Linked DNA regions of Mus musculus: region 2 is linked to region 1. Evidence: chromatin loops called from intact Hi-C (ENCODE). Cell type or tissue: left cerebral cortex. All regions are shown on one strand. Each heading gives the region's core, and the rest is flanking DNA. Links, peaks and the distances in the headings are about the cores only. Region 1 has its middle 290 kb from the start of Gm25833. Region 2 has its middle 410 kb from the start of Gm25833.

Evidence for each region. A loop is a pair of places that touch in the nucleus more often than their neighbours do. Peaks named below come from ENCODE experiments on the same cell type or tissue, not always from the same donor. Only the 100,000 strongest peaks of a DNase experiment are listed, where the experiment ranks them.
Region 2: it touches region 1 in a loop (11-fold over the local background); 7 of 42 quality-filtered maps call a loop at or near these places.

What each region holds. Positions count from the first base shown.
Region 1 is chr6:68,818,979-68,823,389 of GRCm38, reverse strand. It overlaps Igk. Among named protein-coding and RNA genes, the nearest start is that of Gm25833, 290 kb to the right of the region's middle. In left cerebral cortex, for the core only: no CTCF peak of the experiment used is centred there; no DNase peak of the experiment used is centred there.
Region 2 is chr6:68,944,891-68,949,301 of GRCm38, reverse strand. It overlaps Igk. Among named protein-coding and RNA genes, the nearest start is that of Gm25833, 410 kb to the right of the region's middle. In left cerebral cortex, for the core only: no CTCF peak of the experiment used is centred there; no DNase peak of the experiment used is centred there.

The DNA.
Region 1 (4,411 bases), core at 161-4,160:
TCTGATGAAATTTTATTCACTTTTTTTGAGGGGGAGATATGGGTTTATTAAACAGAGAATTGCTTGACTTTAGGACAGATTCAGTGCTACTTTTGGGAGGAACATGGAAAAAGGTTTTTTTTTTAATGAAAAATTATCAATAATAGAGAAAATATGTATCTGTTACCAGCTACATTTGTCTGTACATTTATCAAGTATATGGACAAATAGTTCCATCACAGTCATCTTAAGTATGGAACTTTCTTACTTCCCATCAAGATATCATGCTTGCAATTACACTCTTCTTCCCGGTATTTCTTAGATGTCTCAGATTATAGATCCTGCTCTCTGTCCCCTTTTAACATAGCCTTCAGAAATGAAGTTCTCTGACATTTGTACATTTAACTATTATGTATTCTGTGTTCTTTGCAATATTCTAGCACCATAAAATTTATTCCAGTTCATGTTATTAATTCCAGGAATGCTTTTGGAATGTTTTTATCTTTGAAGAACATGGTCAGAACTATGTTCATTTTTATTCTTGAGGAAAGATGTAGCCATGTAGAAGATCTTAAGGAGAAGTCATCAGGTTCTGAGCTCTGCTGTAGGTTTATCTTGTAAAGAAAAATCTGAGGCTGTACCATGTGTTACTATGGTGTCCGAATGGTTGTTTCAGAATGCAAGTATCAGGAATTAAAGATGAATATCCTGAAACAAAGATGATGATAGCCTGTTGTTTCTAGTCCTTCTTGAGATGGGTAGGCCACTTTTCCACTTCTCTCATGGAAAGGGCTGAGTTTCATTGTTTAAATGTATAAAGCCTCATCATACAAAGAACAAACCACAAGATGGGTGGATCCTTATTTTAATATTCTCTGAGATGCTGGACATGGAGCATGCACAGTTATGCTTTGTTCTTCATGATACTTTATTGGGCAAAAAGAATAAATTATGGCTGTTATTCCATCTTTTTTCTGTGAATGAGATGTGATCTCCTTTTTAAGAACCTGGCATGGTATCATCTACAATACTGCAAATATTTTTTAAAAATTGAAAAACAGGCTGAAATATAAGACAACAAAATTTTATATACTCAGCTTCTAACTTTGTGAGCTAAATAAATCTCTTCTCTTACTAATGTACATAATACCAGCCTTTACTCTACAACATAAAGAGACATTTATACACAGATATAGGTCCAAAAGATATGTTGAGAAGGGGTTGATTCTGTTCTTGTAATTGGGATCACAGAAATCACAGTAATTTAAATAAAGTGATATCAATGCCATATCCATATTCTAGTGTGATTTTCTCTTCAAGGGTTCACCAATTCCTAATACAATCATAGAAGAGAGCTTCTATCAAATACATAATCATTTAGCGAAAAACCACAGATGGCCATAAAAATGATGGTCTAAGCTTCTTTAGAATGTTAGGGCCTTCTTTCAATATGCTTTTGAAATGGATGAGTTATTATCATTTTAAAGAATTTATAGCTTCATAAATTAAATAACACAGACTTGGTCTATCACATGGAATCATCTGAGAACATGTTGATCATCTGCTTGACAGTCACTTCAAGGTTTAAGTATATGCTTTCCATCAATGACTTTTTATTACATCACTGCAAATGAACATGCTTATGGCACTCAGGCATCAACGTATTTTCCCTTTTTTCTTCCCATTGGCTCTTAACTGGGTTAATTGGCCTAATACTAAATTTTATACCCAGATGAGTATTCCAGAATCAGGGAATGCAGTATGATGATAGTAGATAACAGATGATTAAGTGTCTATAATCAATGCACTCACAAGGATCTGCCTGCAGCTTCTTCAGCCTAGTACATTTATAAAAGTGTCCAAGATTCAACACTATTGTCAAAAGCTGAGAATCAGTTATTCAACAGATGAGACTTAGAGAATATTTCAGCATCAAAAGAGGTACCTGACAAAGTATGCAGAGACTGTCACTCTAATTCCAATTCTGCATATCAAAAGAGCTTCTAGGAATGTCTGTAAAGTTTTCTCTTTTTTGCTGTATGACTCTCAACATACTGTTCTGAAATAAAAAAATTAGAGACTTTCTTTAAAAACAGTGTTGTTGAGACTAAGGAACAAAAGAGCCTATAGAGGTAGCTGTTACCTAACTGAACAGTTAATTTCATAGCCTGACTATATTTGAAAAAAAAAAGTATTAGTGGATGGAAGCTATGAGAAGGACAGCTGGACTTTGGTAGTTTATGTCACTGCTTGTATCACCAGGGGAGCATGTGGAGGGAGCATGTGGAGGGAGCATGTGGAGGGAGCATTTATTCTTCATGATTAAGAATAAATGATGTGTTGTAGAGATTAAAAAGGAAGATGTTGAAAGTTCCATTATCTGGATCACTGATTGAAATATCCATGAATGCTCTCAAAAATCTCATATAATGATGGAGTAACATGACAGTCATTATCTTATTAACATTACCCCATATGTAACAAATTCTAACTCAGAAACCAGAGAATCAGAGACCAGAATTTCCAATGTAAGGTAAGTTCTACTATAATTTTTTCAACCAGATGGGCAATATCAAGATAGATTCATTTTTATACTTGACCGGCAGAGAGCCCAATTCTCACAAGTGTTGCCTAAACAACGGTCTCCCATCACTGGAAACACATCTTGAAATTCATTTAAAACCTACTAAAGTAATTACACTCTGTTATGGCACATGGGAAAATTCTGCACAGGAACCTAAAGATGGTACAAACATGCCCCTACTTTTAGCAAGCCATGATTTTTAGTGAATACTGTAAGTATAATTGACATTCTGAAGTCACAAATGTGATTAGTATGTCCTGTGTCTTCAGCAATGAAATATTACCATCAACCTTTGGGAGGGAGCCAAGAGCAATAGCAATATTCTACTTTGCTTTGAGCTCCTTAGGCCACCCTGAGGAACTTGTAGGGAAGTTTTTCCCATTTTGAAAAATGGCAAATTTGCTGAATATGCCATGAATTTTGAAAGAAAGAATATCACTCCAAGAAAATTGTCATTCAAATATGTTTGAGACTATATTGTAACATAATGTGTAATTTCTTATAACCTGTAGGCCAATATCTGCATATCTACATATCAAATATTTACCTATTTATTCATAAATGTCATGCCTTTATCCATGTAAAATATGGGTTTCTGTTTGTATTTTGTTTTTAAAAATATGTGTCTTGTTTAACTTCAAAAAATAACCACATTCTCTATTACTGACTTCTTAGATTATTAATATAACTAGTGGGTTTTATTAGTTACTTAGCTGTCTTGTTCAATGTCAGTCTATTATTTCTATCACCCCTTATATCTCCCTTGCAGATAAACCCACTCATCTCTTTCATTTTGATAACTGGTCTGTGTCCATCATTTTATCTGTGGCCAGGTATGGTTGTCTTTCTCAAGCTTACTAACTATTACTTTTAGAGAGTTGATGCTTGTAGTTATTGAAGTCATCATTTGTGACCTTTTATGAACACATGCACAAAGACCTCTAGAAAATCAACAGGATCTCAATGTACATTTAAGCTTGTAATACATTTTGTGATCCTTTTTAGAGATTAGTATAAGGTTTATATTGAAGGTGTCTCTGGTAAATGGTTGTTCAGTAAGATGCAAATGGAGCAGGTGAGGAATTAGAGTATCACCAGCAGATAGATGGTCCTGGAGTAAATCTCTACCTTTTTTTTGTGGAGCACAACTGCCCAAGACTTCACCTGAGAGTTTCTATCAGTTCAGACATCTTGTTGAGAATCCTTGATGATGTCAAGGAAGAGACTCTTGATTTGAGCTCTTTTCCTCTTGATTCTCTCATATTCTCTGCAAGGTTGGAACTTAAAAGTGGGCACCCATTTGGGGGCACTTCTTAAATTTTCTTCCAGTCCAGACCTCACTATGTACTAGGGTCTCATATGAGTAAGAAGAAAGCACCAACAAAGATGATTCAATCCCAAAAGTTAATATATATATATATATATATATATATATATATATATATATATGTATATATATATATGTATGTATATTCTGCCGAAAGGAGGCTATTAGGTTGAAGTTATAATGGATTGTTTGGTTCTTTCATTTGGAGGTTTCACCGAGATCTGCGTGACACCCAGGAACCCCGAAAGACCCCTTGGAGGTACATTTGTTTGTGTGCATCTTACATGTTGTCTTTTGTCTAAGTGTGGCACCACTAAATTTGTGTCTTGGTTTGTGAATTTGTGTCTTGGTTTGTAAATTTGTGTCTTGGTTTCGGGGTTCCGAGATCGTGGGTTCGAGTCCCACAGCATGCCTTGGTTTTAGGGTTCCAAGATCGTGGGTTCGAGTCCCACCTTGTGGCATAGTTTTCGGGTTACCAGATTGTGGGTTCGAGTCCCACCTCGTGCCTTGGTTTTACATCT
Region 2 (4,411 bases), core at 266-4,265, 130 kb before region 1:
GAGTCATCTTGGCTCCAGCACTCTGCAGAAAGTTGTCTCCACAGGCGAGAGTGTGGATCACACAAGCTAACAGCTTCTGGGACAGGCGAGAGCCACAGAACTTCTGAGGCAGCGCCATTTTCGGGCTTCAGACATCCGGCCACCTTCCTGGCCAGAGGTCAGGTGTCCGCCCAGGCCCTAGCCTCAGGATCCACGGGAGCCATTTTGGTTCCGGGACTCTGCAGAAAGTAGTCTGCACAGGTGAGAGTGTGGACTATTGAAATTAACAGCTTCTGGGACAGGCCAAAGCAACACAGCTTCTGGGAAAGGTTCTGTTTTGGCCTTTCATCTTCGGCCAGGAGGAGGTCCAAAAGCCGGATAACTGTGCACCTTCCCTGTAAGAGGTGAGCTTGCCTGCAGAGACTGCTCTGACCACTGAAACTCAGAGGAGAGAGCTAGTCTCCCAGATCTGCTGATAGAGGGTAACAGAATCACCAGAGGAACAATCTCTAAACAGAGACAAGTATAACAACTAACTCCAGAGATTACCAGATAGCAAAAGGTAAACGTAAGAATCTTACTAACAGAAACCAAGACACTCGCCATCATCAGAACCCAGCACTCCCACTTCGCCCAGTCCAGGGCACCCCAACACACCCGAAAAGCTAGACCCGAATTTAAAAGCATATCTCATGATGATGGAAGAGGACATCAAGAAGGACTTTAATAACTCACTTAAAGAAATACAGGAGAACACTGCTAAAGAGTTACAAGTCCTTAAAGAAAAACAGGAAAACACAACCAAACAGGTAGAAGTCCTTAAAGAAAAACAGGAAAACACATCCAAACAGGTGATGGAAATGATGTGGATGCTCACAGTCATCTAGTGGATGGAATACAGGGCCCCCAATGGAGGAGCTAGAGAAAGTACCCAAGGAGCTGAAGCGGTCTGCAACCCTATAGGTGGAACAACAATATGAACTAACCAGTACCCTCAGAGCTCGTGTCTCTAGCTTCATATGTAGCAGAAGATGCCCTAGTCAGTCATCTCTGGGAAGAGAGGCCCCTTGATTTTGCAAACATTTTATACCTCAGTACAGGGAAACGCTAGAGCCAAGAAGTGGGAGTGTGTGGGTAGGGGAGTAGGGTGGGAGGAAGGTATAGGGGACTTTCGTGATAACATTAGAAATGTCAAAGGAAAAGCAAATAGTGCTATTTGAAGAGGTGGAACATTGACAAACTATCTCAGTTTGTATCCCAGGCTGCCCTAGAATTCACTCTAATACTTAAACTGGTCTCTGCCTCAGAAATGGCCCAGCATCTGCTTTTTGATACTAGGATTACAGAGATAAGTCAATATAACTGATCTGAATAGATTCTGATACAAAACCTATTTGGAACAACAGTATTTTCTAAAGGGAGCTTTGGGAACCTTGCATTATATAAGATTTCTTCCATCCTGCACTATCCAAATCACAAAACTCAAATTGTAGCTGTATCCCTATTCTGATGTTATTGTGATAAAAATTCCCTTGATTCTGTTCTCTGCTTCATTTATTCAGAAGGAAAATAAAGTCACAGTATCTCTGTTTATTTTATTATTATTAAATAAATTATTATTATTATTATTATTATTATTATTATTATTATTATTATTATTATTAATTATTCCTTAGTCCTCCTTATACATGGTTCTCATTTCTGTGTTCTCCTGACTATAAAAGATTTTTTTCCTCAAAAGTGGCCCTGGCTTTCAAGTGTTACCCAATCAATTCTGAGTAGCTTGAGTGGTCTAGAGGTCAGTCATACTACTGAGTTCTTTTCTGTTGCTATATATTGCATTGCTGAATTCTATACCAGAGGGTTTATGTCTGAATAAATTCTTTCATTTACCAGATTTTGTGGTTTGAATCTTGATCCTTAATTTAAAACTGGTGAGGTTTGGTCTGTTGCTGTGTGTTGTAATGCTGAATACTGTCCCTGGTTGCCTCAGGGATTAGGAGATCCTCATATACACCGAGTGCTGCTATGTAACCTAGCTACCCTCCTTCCCATGTTAACCCTGATTGGTCAATACATATGCTTACAGTCTATAGCTGATCAGAAGTGAGTTAGGTGGGGATTTGGTTCCCAGGCTGGGATGTTGATTCAGAAGACCTAGAGAAGAGAGAGTAGAAGGTGGAGTGAGGAGAAGACATCGTGGTGTAAGTGAATGATGAAAACATGGCCATGAAGGTTGGTCAATTTTAGTTAAGAGTAGCCCAGGCAAATTATACCTCAGGAATATTGATAGGGAAGGAGGTATTTACATCTTAGAGGGTAGATATGTGCCAAGCTCTAGTGCTTTAAAGATATATCATAAATAAAAATATAAAGGTTTTATGTCTTTTTTCTCTGTGAACTAAATGATCTAAGGCAGGGTAGAAATCCTAAATTAAATATTTTCTACAATACACCCTACCAACATTAATGGTTCAATTCATTGTCTATCGTGGACCATGGTGTCATATGTTCAGGGAAAATGCATTTTGCCACATCTCATAATTTTGTTGATAAAGTGGAGTGGAAACAGAAGGTATCTTCTTCATAACCGTAAACATTCAACTAACTGAATCTGCCTTGCATAGAGCTCCCTAGGTATTCCAGACCATTCAGAGTTAAATTATCATTGGCAACTCAGACAGTGAATAGATTGGCTGGAATGGCTTAAACTTTCCAAATTCATTAACTGATTCATAAATATCCAGAAAAAACAAACAAACAAAAAAACAAATTTACTAATTTAGATGGATATGTTGAGACTATAGAGCCATACAGTTTGATAATTAAGAATGCTAACAACACCTGAAAAGGACCTAAGTTTGGCCCAAAACACCCCAATTTGGTTGTTGATAACCAATTTTAATAAGTCCAGTTATTACAGGAAATCATACAACTAGTATGTCCTCTCTGGGCACAAGAATATAAAAATAGCATACACACATACACATTATTAAATACAAAACCAATCTTAAAAATAGTTTTGTTCTTACTATTCTTTTTAATTTTATTTTATTTCACTTATTTTTATTTATTGTATGTTTATGTATTTTTTTAATTTAAGTTATTTTCTATTTGTTTTGCATTACAGTCATCACCCCTTTTACTCTCCCCTATAAAAGTTCATCATCCCATTCTCCTTCCCCTTTCCTCCAAGAGAATACTCTCTCCCACACCAGTTCTCCCACTTCCCTGGGGCCTCAAAGCTCTCAAGGATTAAGCAAATCTCTGAGGCCAGGCCAGGTAAACCACTGCTACATATGTGTCAGGGGTCTCAGACTCCCCTCTGTGTACTCCTTGGTTGTGGCTCAGACTCTGGGAGTAACTTTGTGTCTGGGTTAGTTGAGACTGCTGGTTTTTCTGCATGGTTGCTCACCCTTCAGCTTCTTTATTCTTTCTCCTAATTCAACCATAGGGGTATCTAACCTCAGTCCAATGATAGGATGTAGTTATCTGCTTCTGTCTCAGTCAGCTGCTGGTAGGATCTCTCTGAGGACAGCCCATGCCAAGCTCCTGTCTTTAAGTACATCATACTGTCAGGCCTTCATGCCCCACATGAAATGGATCCCAATTTGGGCCGGTTACTGGACCTCCTTTCCTTCAGTCTCTTTTGCATTTTTATCTCTGCAGTTCTTTTTTTTTTCCATTTTTATTAGGTATTTAGCTCATTTACATTTCCAATGCTATACCAAAAGTCCCCCATACCCACCCACCCCCACTCCCCTACCCCCTTTTTGGCCCTGGCGTTCCCCTGTACTGGGGCATATAAAGTTTGCGTGTCCAATGGGCCTCTCTTTCCAGTGATGGCCGACTAGGCCATCTTTTGATATATATGCAGCTAGAGTCAAGAGCTCCGGGGTACTGGTTAGTTCATAATGTTGTTCCACCTATAGGGTTGCAGATCCCTTTAGCTCCTTGGGTCCTTTCTCTAGCTCCTCCATTGGGAGCCCTGTGATCCATCCATTAGCTGACTGTGAGCATCCACTTCTGTGTTTGCTAGGCCCCGGCATAGTCTCACAAGAGACAGCTACATCTGGGTCCTTTCTATAAAATCTTGCTAGTGTTTGCAATGGTGTCAGCATTTGGATGCTGATTATGGGGTGGATCCCTGGATATGGCAGTCTCTACATGGTCCATCCTCTGCAGTTCTTTTAGATAAGAACACATCTGAGTCAGAAATTTTGACTGTGGGTTAGTAACCCTGTCCCTCCACTTGAGGCCTTGTCTATCTACTGGAGGTAGACTCTTGGAGTACTCTTTCCCTAATTTGGGGCATTTTGGCTAAAGTCACCACCAATGTGTACTGAGAGTGTCATCATACATTTCTGGTCTCTGATACACTCTAGAACCCCCCACCCATCTCTCACTCCCCAAGGATGCTTATTTACATTTA